Linked DNA regions of Homo sapiens: regions 2 and 3 are each linked to region 1. Evidence: read pairs that join two places in POLR2A ChIA-PET (ENCODE). Cell type or tissue: GM12878. All regions are shown on one strand.

Evidence for each region. ChIA-PET counts read pairs that join two places held together with the same protein. Peaks named below come from ENCODE experiments on the same cell type or tissue, not always from the same donor. Only the 100,000 strongest peaks of a DNase experiment are listed, where the experiment ranks them.
Region 2: POLR2A ChIA-PET joins it to region 1 with 5 read pairs; 1 of 35 experiments calls an interaction of 5 or more read pairs at or near these places.
Region 3: POLR2A ChIA-PET joins it to region 1 with 5 read pairs; 10 of 35 experiments call an interaction of 5 or more read pairs at or near these places.

The regions. Positions count from the first base shown.
Region 1 is chr5:143,212,235-143,216,234 of GRCh38, forward strand. It overlaps ARHGAP26 (Rho GTPase activating protein 26), which reads left to right. Exons shown (of 23, transcript NM_001135608.3): 22 at 1,763-1,854. LOC124901099 (a long non-coding RNA gene) reads right to left here. Exons shown (of 2, transcript XR_007058981.1): 2 at 2,203-2,365. Among named protein-coding and RNA genes, the nearest start is that of ARHGAP26-IT1, 22 kb to the left of the region's middle. RefSeq lists enhancers at 1,550-1,599, 2,179-2,727, 2,728-3,276. In GM12878, a CTCF peak has its summit at 1,663 (motif pointing right); a DNase peak (open chromatin) is centred at 1,807; H3K4me3 peaks cover 422 bases; H3K27ac peaks cover 4,000 bases.
Region 2 is chr5:143,691,569-143,695,568 of GRCh38, forward strand. No RefSeq gene overlaps it. Among named protein-coding and RNA genes, the nearest start is that of MIR5197, 14 kb to the left of the region's middle. In GM12878, no CTCF peak of the experiment used is centred here; a DNase peak (open chromatin) is centred at 2,413.
Region 3 is chr5:143,389,357-143,393,356 of GRCh38, forward strand. The region is part of intron 2 of NR3C1 (nuclear receptor subfamily 3 group C member 1); the gene reads right to left. Among named protein-coding and RNA genes, the nearest start is that of NR3C1, 12 kb to the right of the region's middle. In GM12878, no CTCF peak of the experiment used is centred here; no DNase peak of the experiment used is centred here; H3K4me3 peaks cover 2,592 bases; H3K27ac peaks cover 378 bases.

The DNA.
Region 1 (4,000 bases):
CTTTCACCTTCAATGTCAGTGTCATAACAGGCTCCATTTGCCTGTCAGTATAGTCTTTTATCTGTTTTAGCACTTTTCACAGCCAAGTCACTCCTCCTGTCTGCTTCCCAGCCTCTCAAGAAAAAAAAAAAAAAAAAATGCCTCTTATATTCCTCCCTGGAAAGTTGCACATAGGATGTTTGGTCCTTGCTGGCCAATACATAGACTCGGTTTCTTTGGCTCACAGGCAGTGCCCCTTGTCCTGAACTTTATTCTGTCATCATAATTAGCCAGGAAGAGCTGTTTTCCTGTTGGAGCTGGTGAATACTAAGGACTCTTCTTTCCTTTGTTCCCAGGGGTCCCACTTCATTTTCCCCCACTTTCCCAATGTTTTCCCACCTGGCCATCATCTCTTGGCTCCTAGAAAACCAGAGGGAACAACAGTAAACTATGGCCCAGCAATAAATTCGAGATAACCATTTACTCTGATCACTCTGCACGATGGAGACCATGTGGCTCACAAAGCCTGAAATATTTACCACCCGGCCCTTTGCAGAGAAAGTTTGCCACCTTCTGCTCTAGAACAGTGGTTCTCAACCCTCACTGCACGTTGGAATTACTTGGAGAGCTTTTTTAAAATACTGATGCCTGGCCGGGCGCGGTGGCTCACGCCTGTAATCCCAGCACTTTGGGAGGCTGAGGCAGGCGGATCACGAGGTCAGGAGATTGAGACCATCCTGGCTAACACGGTGAAACCCTGTCTCTACTAAAAATACAATAAATTAGCCAGGCTTGGTAGCAGGCGCCTGTAGTCCCAGCTACTCGGGAGGCTGAGGCAGGAGAATGGCGTGAACCCAGGAGGCGGAGCTTGCAGTGAGCCGAGATCGCACCACTGCACTCCAGCCTGGGCGACAGAGCAAGACTCCGTCTAAACAAACAAACAAAAACTACTGATGCCTGTATAATATCTGCATATCTGGGTAGAACCTAGACATCTGCATTTTCTAAATGCTCCCCAGGTGTTTCGGATGCACAGTGAGAGTGATTGTAAACATTCAACGGACATGAGAAAAGCAAAAACAAACCAAAAAAAATGCCTCATGTCCCCTCTCCCTTCTTCCTCCTCCCCACACTCCCCATACAGGTGCACGTGTGTGCTCATGCACACACATGTGTAATTGCCCTCATGCACCTTGTCTATTCCCTCCCCTGGGGGTTGGAGAGCTCCAGCTCTGGAATCCTGTCTCACCAGCAAGACCCAGTCTAGTAAGAAATCAGGAACATCTGGGAGAGCTCATGTCCGCCCGTGGCCTGGAACTGAAACTTGGCTTTGCTGGAATTTCTTCTTTTTGACTCACTGAGCATTGCCAGCTTTCAACAGGTTCTGTTGGGAGTGTGTTCCCCAGAGCAGCTTGGAACTTCTTTCCTGCCCCTGCTTCCCTCCCTTCCCCCAAGGCACTCCTGCTCCAAAAATGGGGCCCAGCCTGCCCTCCCGCTGTTTGGCTGTTGTAACTCCCAGGTAAAGTTTTAACATGGCACAAGGTGACCCCACAAAAAGTGTAGTTTCTTGAAGCTTATGGCTTTTCTCTGAATATTTCTCATTTTTCTCCTGTGATCTTTGCAGCTTTCCCACCTCATGTCTTGCCATCTGGCTGCCTTGCCAGGCACTTCCCACGAGAGGGGACTAGGTAGCTTACAGGGAAAGGGAAGAAGAGAGATGAAATGTCTGGGGCTTTCTAAGGGTTTTTTCAAAAATGTTAAATAAACTCCTGTTTTCACACAGCACACCGTTCCGGAAGGCAAAAGCCTTGTATGCCTGCAAAGCTGAACATGACTCAGAACTTTCGTTCACAGCAGGCACGGTCTTCGATAACGGTGAGTTTCTCATCCCCTCACAAAGATATGGGCGGGGGGCGGGGGCAAGGGGAGCACATAAATAACTGGCATTTTCAAAGCTCCTCCCGAGGGAAAATCTCAATACAATGGGTAAGAAAAAAAGTGTGTGTGCGTCTGTGTGTGTTGGTTTCTGTGTCTTTTCCCAAAATAAAATAGCAGCAGCAGGACTTCCGGAGACATTGTGAAGAGTGGACTAGTGTAATCAGCTCCATGTTGAGTTGTTACCACTGTAAATGAGATTGTGCCTGCAAAAGACCCAGCCCAGGACCTGGAAGTGGCTTTAAGAGATCATACACATCACATGTTTAAAATGGTACTCAACATGTATTAAGCATTCACTAAATTAATATTTTTATTATTAAAACCATCATCATCATTGTATCCATCTTCGAAAAAGGCCCTGATGCTCTCATAGTTCACAGTGACAGTTTTTCCTCACTTTTGTCTGGGCAGTGGGTGCTGCACCTGATTCCGTGGGTCCTGGCTGCATCTGTAAACACATTCCAGGCCAGAGCAGAGATGAGTTCCTGGGGACCAGCCCTTGACTGTAGTCACGTCCACAGGGGCTGCCATTGTGTGTGCCCAGCCCCTGCATTCAGCATAGCAGAGATATCCATCAGGTACAGGTAGACAAAAGGGGGAACAAGGCACAGAACATGAGGGTCTCTCCCAGGTCACACTCAACCCTTGGCCTTCTGGGTCAGCAGGAGTGGGAGGGATTACCCCAGAACTGCATGTGGGCGTCTGAGTCTGCATTCCCTTTTATCGTTCTCAAAGCCTCAAGCACTGTCCTTAAGCCTTTGCTCCATTAACTTTCATCTAGGCCCTTTATAAATCAAAATGCACGAACAGCCAGCCCAGCCACCTCTCCTGTCCACAGCTGGTGCTTGCAGGCCCCAGCAGACTGCAGGTGCAGTGGGTCTGCTGAAGGCTGTCCAAAGCCATTTCACTGGTGAGTGTCCCCCACACAGGCCCAGGCGGCGGAGTCCTGGCCCTGCCGTAACATGACACGGCCCTTGCAGAAGACAAACCAGAATGGGCTGCGTTGCTTGGGCTTCTGCCCCCCTGCTTTGTCAGCAAGGAAGGGGCTTCTGCCTATAGAAGAGCAGGATTTGAGAGATTCCTACATTGACAGGTGAATCCAGGGCTTAAAGGTCTGTCCTCTAAGTCCCAATTCACTGCTCATATGGGCAGGGGATCATCATGTTTCTAACAACCATTCCCTCTGACAACACAAAGGACTCCTGATCTCAGGGGCAGAATTGTTTTAAACTATCAAAAGTTATGTATATGCTTCTGTCTTCTTTTTGATTCCTTTTGGTGAGTGCAGCCTTCTTCCATTTTTTAACGGTTTATTAAGATAGCCATACAACATACAATTTACCCATTTAAAATGTACAATTCAATGGTTTTTAGTATATTCAGAGTTGTGCAACCATTGCCACTATATAATTCCAGAATATTTTCATCACCCCCAAAAGAAACCCCATACCTTTTAGCAGTCATGCCCCACTTACCACAACCCATTTCCATCCAGCCCAAGGCAACCACTCTTCTACTTTGTCTCTCTAGATTTGCCTGCTCCGGACATTTCATACAAATGGAATTATATAGTATGTGATCTTTGAAACTGGATTCTTTAGTTTGCATAATGTTTTCAAGGTTCATCCACATTGTAGCATGTCAGAACCTTCTTCCTTTTTATGTGCGATGGTATGGATATAGCACATTTTATGTAAGCTTATTCATCAGTAGATGGGCACGTTGTTTCCTCTTTTTGGCTGCTTGAATAATGCTGCTGTGAACATGTGTGTAGGTTTTTGTGAGGGCGTAGGTTTCCAGTTCTCTTGGGGATATACCTAGGAGTGGGATTGCAGGGTCATATTAATTCCGTGTTTAAGTGTTTGAGGAAATGCCGAACTGTTTCACAAAGAAGTTGCACCATTTTACCATTTTATGTTCCTACCTTCTTTCATTTTTAAGTCTTTCTGCAGTAGCTTAAATAGTTAAGCATAAAGGGGGAAAAAGGAAGAGAAGCCTGGATGATTGTTAACTGCCAAGTCCTTTTTTTCCCCAGCAGAGTGTCCTTCAGCTTCCACAGCCATCTTCACTGCCACACCGAAGC
Region 2 (4,000 bases), 480 kb after region 1:
AGAAGTAATACATTCAGATGAAAAATGTATAACAGCAGGAGATGAGCTACTGGGAAGTAACCTGTTTCTAATCACGTGAGTGTCATTTGTAATAAGACACAAAGTATATAAAATATTAAAACTATAAATGAATAGAAACTTTTCTCTACCAGTTTTTCATTTGGCCTCTGTATTTCTTTTAACATTATTGACTTTTCTATTAAGTGTGCTCTTTGGTAGGTCAAACAGGCAATTGCCAGGCAACTACGGCATGAAGTCTATTTTATTTGCTTGTCAGCAACTTCAGTGTCTATTTAGATTAGTGCAATCTTAATTATGTAAAAAATAAAAAGCATGGAAACAAGATTAGAAGTTTGTTGAAATGTTAAAGCTGTTATCTCTGAATAGATGGGGTTAAAGGAAGAAACTGAAGCTTTTATTATCTCTTTACTGGCAGGAAAACAGATTTGAGCTCATGATCCTTGGACCAAAGTCAGGATCGGCACCATCCAAATAAAAGGTTACTAAATCAGAGTTAGGGAGTAGACTGTGGGGAGACAGATTTACCAAGACCCTGTAGGGCTGGAAAGATAGATTCCAAACAGGAACATATCCGCACTAAATTTACGTTTTCTAGCACGAACTTTCAATCTCCACCACACTTTTCTTCTCTCCCCTTCTTCTCACCCTTGCAAGTTGATAGCCTTTCAAAATGTATTATCGTTTGAGCAGGCTTTCAGAAGAAAACAGAGGCAACGCTGTTCTGAAGGGCCCTGAAGACACAGCGATGAACAAGACAGACAGCTTCTTGCTCCCAAGATTATGTTCTAGTGGGGATAGTTTAATATCTAAACATAAACAAGTGGAGACACAAAACAATCTCAGATAGTATTAATTCCTCAGAATAAAACAGACCAGGGGGATGTGACAAAGTTCAACAGATGGGGGCGGAGATGATGATTACTTTAGAAAAGGTGATCAGGGAGGTTTATGTGAGGTGGTGACATTTAAGTTAATATAAAATGACAAGAAGGAACCAGCCTCATTAAGTTTGAAGAACACAAATTAAATCAATGGTGTGTTTTACAACAGATGCTGTCATAGAAGCAGGAAAAAAAATGTCTGTGTTTACTTGTCTCAAGGAAATAAGCCAAAATATCACAGTGGCTACCTCTGGATGCAGATTAAAATCTGGAAATCCACTTGCCACTGTATAGTTTACCATATTTTTAATAATGAAAAAAATACCTAAAAACTCAAGACATGTCTAGAAGGGGATGCAAAACCCATAGCAAAAGCAACATTGCATCACTGTGAGCAACATTTAAGCAGTGCTAAATAATTGTACCCTGGAGAGGGTGCATCTGTCCCAAAACAGAAAGCATGACAGGCTGGATGTGGTGGCTCACACCTGTAAACCTAGCACTTTGGGAGGCCGAGGCAGGTGGGATCACCTGAAGTCAGGAGTTCGAGACCAGCTTGGCCAACATGGTGAAACCCTGTCTCTACTAAAAATACAAAAATTAGCCAGGTGTGGTGGTGCACACCTGCAATCCCAGCTACTCAGGAGGCTGAGGTGGGAGAATTGCTTGAACCTGGGAGGCAGAGGTTGCAGTGAGCTGAGATCAAGCCACTGCACTCCAGGCTGGGCAACTGAGCAAGATTCCATCTCAGAAAACAAAAACAAACAAACAAACAAACAAAAAACCCCAGAAAACATGACAAATGGACCTCTAGTGGTTGGGGAAAGGGCAGTGAGGTCAAATGGGCACAAAGGACTCTGTGCTGCATCCAGGTCTTTTTCATGCCTCCAGGGATTGCTGCCCCTACAGTGAGACCTCCCATGGAAAATGCTGCTTTTTGAGGGTCCTTGCTTTAGGGAATTCCATTCTCAACAAAGAGAGGAGACAGAGACAGGGCACTGCCAGTGGAAAGCAATTGGAAGAAGAGGCTTAGTGACAAAGAACTTGGTCACACTCTAGTTTCATGACAAGTGCCAAAACATTTTGAACATAAGTTCTCAGTTTAAAAAACTCATTTGTCTTTAACTTAAATCATAGCTCTTTAAAGGAAATGTAATGAAATAAACACATTTTTCTAACTAACTGAAAGCGTGTGGTATGCAAACAATAGATATTCTTGTGTCTTCATTTTTATTTTATATTTTGCCTCTAGTTCTGGGAGTGCTCCAGGAATAACAATGGAAAAACAAAACATACATCAATTTGAACCTCATGTTTGGCCAGGGTCTAAACAAAAAAAAAAAAAAAAAAAAAAAGAAGCAAGAGATTTGAGCTGAAGTCTAAATTTAGACAAGGAAGCCCTACCATTTCAATATAGAGGTGAAAAGAATTCGCCACTGATAACAATCAGGTTTTTATCCTTCCCACCCCCACAGGGTGTTAACCATAATAGAAAACAAGCTGACAAGTCAGATAGTTAGCCCTACTTTCATTTACTCCTCTCTCACTCTGTGTACCACAAAGGTTGAAAAATGAGCAAACCAGAGAACCTTCTTAGTAATGGTCAAGGAGAGAGCAGCAACTTAGAAGCCTAGGCCTCCGCAGCTTTGGACATGCTGAGAACCCAGCTCCAAGCCTGGAAGTTGTTGAGGATGTTCTCTGAGGACATCTCAGCTCACTGGCTTCACTGTGTGGACTTCTGTGACTGTCGTACAATGGCCTCAGATGTACAACCCATTGGCTCAATCTGGCCTGTAGATACATTTGGCTTTGTTGACTTCCCCCTTCTTCCCCCTCCCCCCTCCCTCCTCCTCCTCCTTTTTAAAATTGCTCCAACATTTTAAAGTTTGAAGGGTAATCTGGGTTTCTGATATTTTTTTTTCTTCAATTGGAAGATCTGGCAATGTTGGGCCTACATTCTAATGTGGTCATACTTGGCAGAATCTAGCTGTGGCTGCCTGTAATAGAATGCAACTCCCACCTGGGCCCTGCACTCACTTAATGTTACCTTGTAGACACTTTTGTTTGCTCCCTCTGTTGAAGGTAGGGCTGGACCAAAATAGGCAGCGTTTTCCACTGTGGCTCAAAACCCCTGTCACGTGAACACAAAAGACTTAGCTGTGGCCAGCTGAAACGACCAAAGTGCACACATACGTTGTTGACTAGATGTCTGCTTTCTGAGCAAGAAAGATTCACTGCTCCCACTAGAAGGCTGAGAGCATAGACTTTAAAACCACTTGAGAATGACGCTCAGGTGAGAATAATTTTTAGTTCAATTAAAAGAAAAGCATTGGTGAGGGATTTGTGATTATCATTTCCTTCTGCATGATTCTTCCCTTTTAAGAAACATTTTTGTTTCCATTCTATCTATTGGGGGCTTTTACAACGAGTATTTGGGAAAAATTTCATGGAAGAGTCAAAGGTTTTGAGAGGACTTTTTTTGTTCTTATAAAATTTAGTCAAGTGCCAGATATTGTATTTTAACTAGATTTCCTGCTCTGAAATAGGCCAGGGAAGTGACCCAGAGCCAGGCATGCAATTGTCATGAGTGAGGAAGAGTTGTATACTTGGGAGTGTGGAGAAAATGATCCCAAACTTTGGAAAGTCTAGTAATAACCCACATTAGGAAATAGCCCCAAACAAATATACTCCTACCCCTGCTGCCTCTCCTCTCTACTCCAATTGTGTTGAATTGTATCTGTAAGCTGTATTATGGGTTTTCTAAAGTGGTTTACGAATAAGCAGAGTAAAGTAGTTCTTTCTATGGTCAGACTCCTAGTTGAAAAACCACCACGTATGATATTTTACAAAGCAAAAGAATCCTTCGCACAAGCTTGGAATCCCCTCTTCTTTATTTGTATTAGTCAATAAAGCAGACAATTCCTGGTTCCCAAAACACAATTCGAACTTTGAGCAGATATGGGCTCAGGCCTTGACCTGTATCTGGGCCAGAGCTACCTGCTTTGATTCTTCATGGAAAGGAAGTCCCTAATGAGCACATTACTTGACAAACAGACAAACAGGCCTTTTTAGTTTTTTTTTTTTTTGGGGGGGGTCGG
Region 3 (4,000 bases), 180 kb after region 1:
CTTTGTAGTTCTTTAGTTCTTCCACTTACGAACATAATAACGTAGCTAGGTTGCTTATTGATTTCCCAGTGTCCATAGAGAAACACTGAGGCATACAAAAATCAAATTTAGCCAGGCACCAGAATTGAAGTTTAGAATTTTCATTTTCTTTCTTAATAGTTTTATAACTTTTCCTTCTGGCTTCCTTATTTACTGTTTTCTTGTTTAAACATGTCTGTGGGACCCCCAAAGCACTGTACAGCTCTGTTAAATATCATTATCAATTAAAAGGTCACTCATCCCTAAAATACTGAATTAGAAATTACTTCACCAATTTGTCTTTCCTTTAAAAACATTTCTTGATTAAAAATGTAGTGCCCATCCACAGACTGCACTAACACCAGCCCATGATATGTGTTTAGTGATGAGAAGCATTTGCTACCTAATAGAAAATCTACCAGCCTCCCAGCTGACAGAACAAAGTAAGAGGTTCAAGGCAAATAAAGCAGTGCAGAGAAAACCTGTTAGCAGTAAAACATTACCTGCCATGCTAGGATGGCTCTTCCTTCCCATTTCTTAGCTCTGAAAACTTATAAATCATCTTTTGGGGAGAAAGAACAAATATCCAAGAAAACAGTTTGCTTTTAGTACAATTCTAAAAAATCTAAAGTTCTTAAGCAGGCTGTTGTCACAAAGAAATTCTAAGAACTTCGGCACTAACAGAATAGTTACAAAATGAATATCCTATTTTTGACACCACTACACATGTCTTCATCATTTCAAAGATTAGGATCCATTTTAACCTAGCATTTTTTGAACAGTAAACATGACTAAATTTAGCAAATAGTAGTAACAAAATTCATTTAGTTTTTAAAAGTACTATCAGTAATCGCAGAGGTTTTTTTCAGGTTGTGAGGAATAAAAGTCAAAAATATATTAATTTTATATTGTAGCTATAACTCAAACTATTTTATGAGTATAAATAACTTCAGTATACTTGAGTTGTTCTTGCTATACTGATAATCAGATACTTAATTCCCTGATACACTAAGGGAAATGTGTATGAATGAGAAATTAAACTGTTTGGGAGACTGTTGTAGGAATTCACATTATGTTTACTTTATATCTGCTATTGCCAAATTCAAGTCCAAGCCAAAAGCAGACCTACCTTACTTAAACATAAAATAAACACTTATTTAAAAAATCAGGCTTAGAGGTGAATAGTCTCTATTACTTCATTACTATGCCAAGAAGAGGGAATATATAAACTGTTATCATAAAGTTCCTTAATAACTTCAAGAAAACACAAATCAGAACTTAACCACTAAGCATCACCCATTTCAGAATAGTCACCCTGGGAAGCTATTCACTTATTCCAGGCATATTCAAAACAGAATTAAACATTTTCTGTAGAAATATCTATGTGGGCTCTTTTAAAAACCCTCAAAGAAAATAAATGTTATCATTCGAGAGAGGATTAAATTTCTAAATATCTGGCAATACTCATATGATTTGGAGTCACACAAATAAAGCTAAGGGATAAATACATTTTCTTTGAGCAAGAACAGTTAGGTGTTACTATAGTGCAATGAGTCCGATTTTCTTTTATGGCTTACAAGGTGGTTCTGAAGGCAGTTTCAAAGAGGAGCAATATACATAGCCTCCTAAGGTGGAAACTTAGAACATTTATTTTGGGTTTTCTGTTTTAAAAAAAAAACTCAATCTATTTTATAGCCATACACTTTGTCCTTAATAAACCCAGCTGAATTCCAGATGACAAATTTCACATAATGTTCTGATTAAAATTTTTTTAAGTTTCCATCTAAGAAAGCTGCCTACAAACTTAGGTTCTACATCGGTATGTTTACCAATTTAAACTGCCGTTTAATAATTCTATGCTTTCCTCTGCTTTTATAACTTTGGTTTAATAGATCAAATTTGTTTAACTGAAGTTTTTTTCAACCATTTGATCAATAAAGAAAACAAGTCAGTGCAGTCAAGTTTCACAATCCTCCCAACTTTATGCAGTTAGGATAAATTTTGGTATTCAATATACTCAAGAGCTTTTTCAGACAGCTTCAATAAATGTAATAAATGTAAAAAAATTTTAAACCTGAAAATTTCATTCCCATTTTCAGGCAAATTAAGGTTTCCAATGACAAAGAATCTTTGCATACTTGATTATATAAAAATATCAGAATAGGAAATACCAGAAAGAGAATACTCTAGCATTTATTAATAAAAATATAACAATGTGGTTGGAGTTATCACTATGGCTATTATGTAGATGGCATACTTAATATCCCTCAACAAAATCCACTGAAAACTTTGTCGAAGGCGCTTTCAAAAAATAATAAAACTGAAAAAAAAAATCATTGTGAAGATACTACGTTGGCATTTGAAGGCTTTAAAATACAGCAGTCTTTATGAAACTGCGATCCATGACCCTTCAGGGATTGCACATAGCAGACCCTAAAAGATTCTTGATTATAGGCAATACCTACACCACAGTCACAGATGTCATAACGTACTTAGCCAATGAGAGTCATGCTGGTTTAAGCTAAGTGGACTTGGCAGAGCTTTAAAAATTCCACCTTGCATTTTTATAATGCTTTTTAATTTTCTTTTCTTTTTTTTTTCTTTTTTTTGAGACGGAGACTCGCTCTGTCGCCCAGGCTGGAGTGCAGTGGTGCAACCTCGGCTCACTGCAAGCTCCGCCTCCCAGGTTCACACCATTCTCCTGCCTCAGGCTCCCGAGTAGCTGGGACTACAGGCACCAGCCACCATGCCCGGCTAATTTTCTGTATTTTTAGTAGAGACAGGGTTTCACCGTGTTAGCCAGGATGGTCTCAATCTCCTGACCTCATGATCTGCCCGCCTCGGCCTCCCAAAGTGCTGGGATTACAGGCGTGAGCCACCGCGCCTGGCCTAATGCTTTTTAATTTTCAAAGTAAACGTACATGCACAAATCCTGTCAGGTAAAAACCCTCTCACTATTTTACAGAAATTGAAACTGTGACAAAAAGCAGTAAGTGACTTTACAAATATATGCAGGAGAGCAGAGGCCTGATCCTTTATATTTTATTTAAAGATTCGCTGTTGACAAAAATTATTAAAGATACATGAGGAACTAACATACCCAATATTAAATATTTCCCTTCAGATAAGTGTTAAGGTTTCCTGGTTTTTTTTTTCTTTTTCTCTTTAAATGCCTTTAGTTTTCACATCTGTAAAATTAAGGTAAATAACAGCTGCCTTCTGTGCTTCATGGATATTGACAGAATTGAGACTTAATACAGTAACTAGAATAAAAACTTTCACAGAGTTGAGATTTAAATGAGATGAATGCATGCAAAGTGCTTAGCATAGTGCTGTCACATAATTGGTGCTTAATCATTATTAGGTAAAAAAAAATTAACAAAATGAATAGAGAAGAATACAGACACTGTATATTTTAAAAATCTAAATGAGTCAAAAGTAACTCTTATAAAATATGTGGCTAGTCTGTATTATGTCAATCAACTATTTGTTCCAGATGTCTAGAAGAGACCCAGATAATTAAAGAAGCCTACCAGGGAACTTAGATAACTAAGAATTGAGATATTCAAACTGGCAACACCGCTCATTAAGTGTTTTGTGATCTTTACCTCAACACTTTCTATGGATCTCAATTTCTCATTCGAAAAAATTAGGGGGTAGAATTAGGGAAACTCTCAAGTTCTTTTAAGTTCTAATCTAAAATAACTGTAACGAACATAGAAAACAAGCTCTGAGAACCCAAGAGCCCCACCTCTCGGGTGCTAACAGCAGCAATAGTTTATTTTTATATATCACCAACTACATTATTTTAAATCCTTATCTTATAAAAACACCAAATCTGCATTCACATCTATTTGTCTTACATTCGATAATCTATAAAGAAAATGTCAAAGAACCAACTTTGTTATACCATTCCCTACCCTAATTACTTCCCTCATCAAATTGACGGGTTAAAAGGATTGTGGAATTTTAGAAACACACA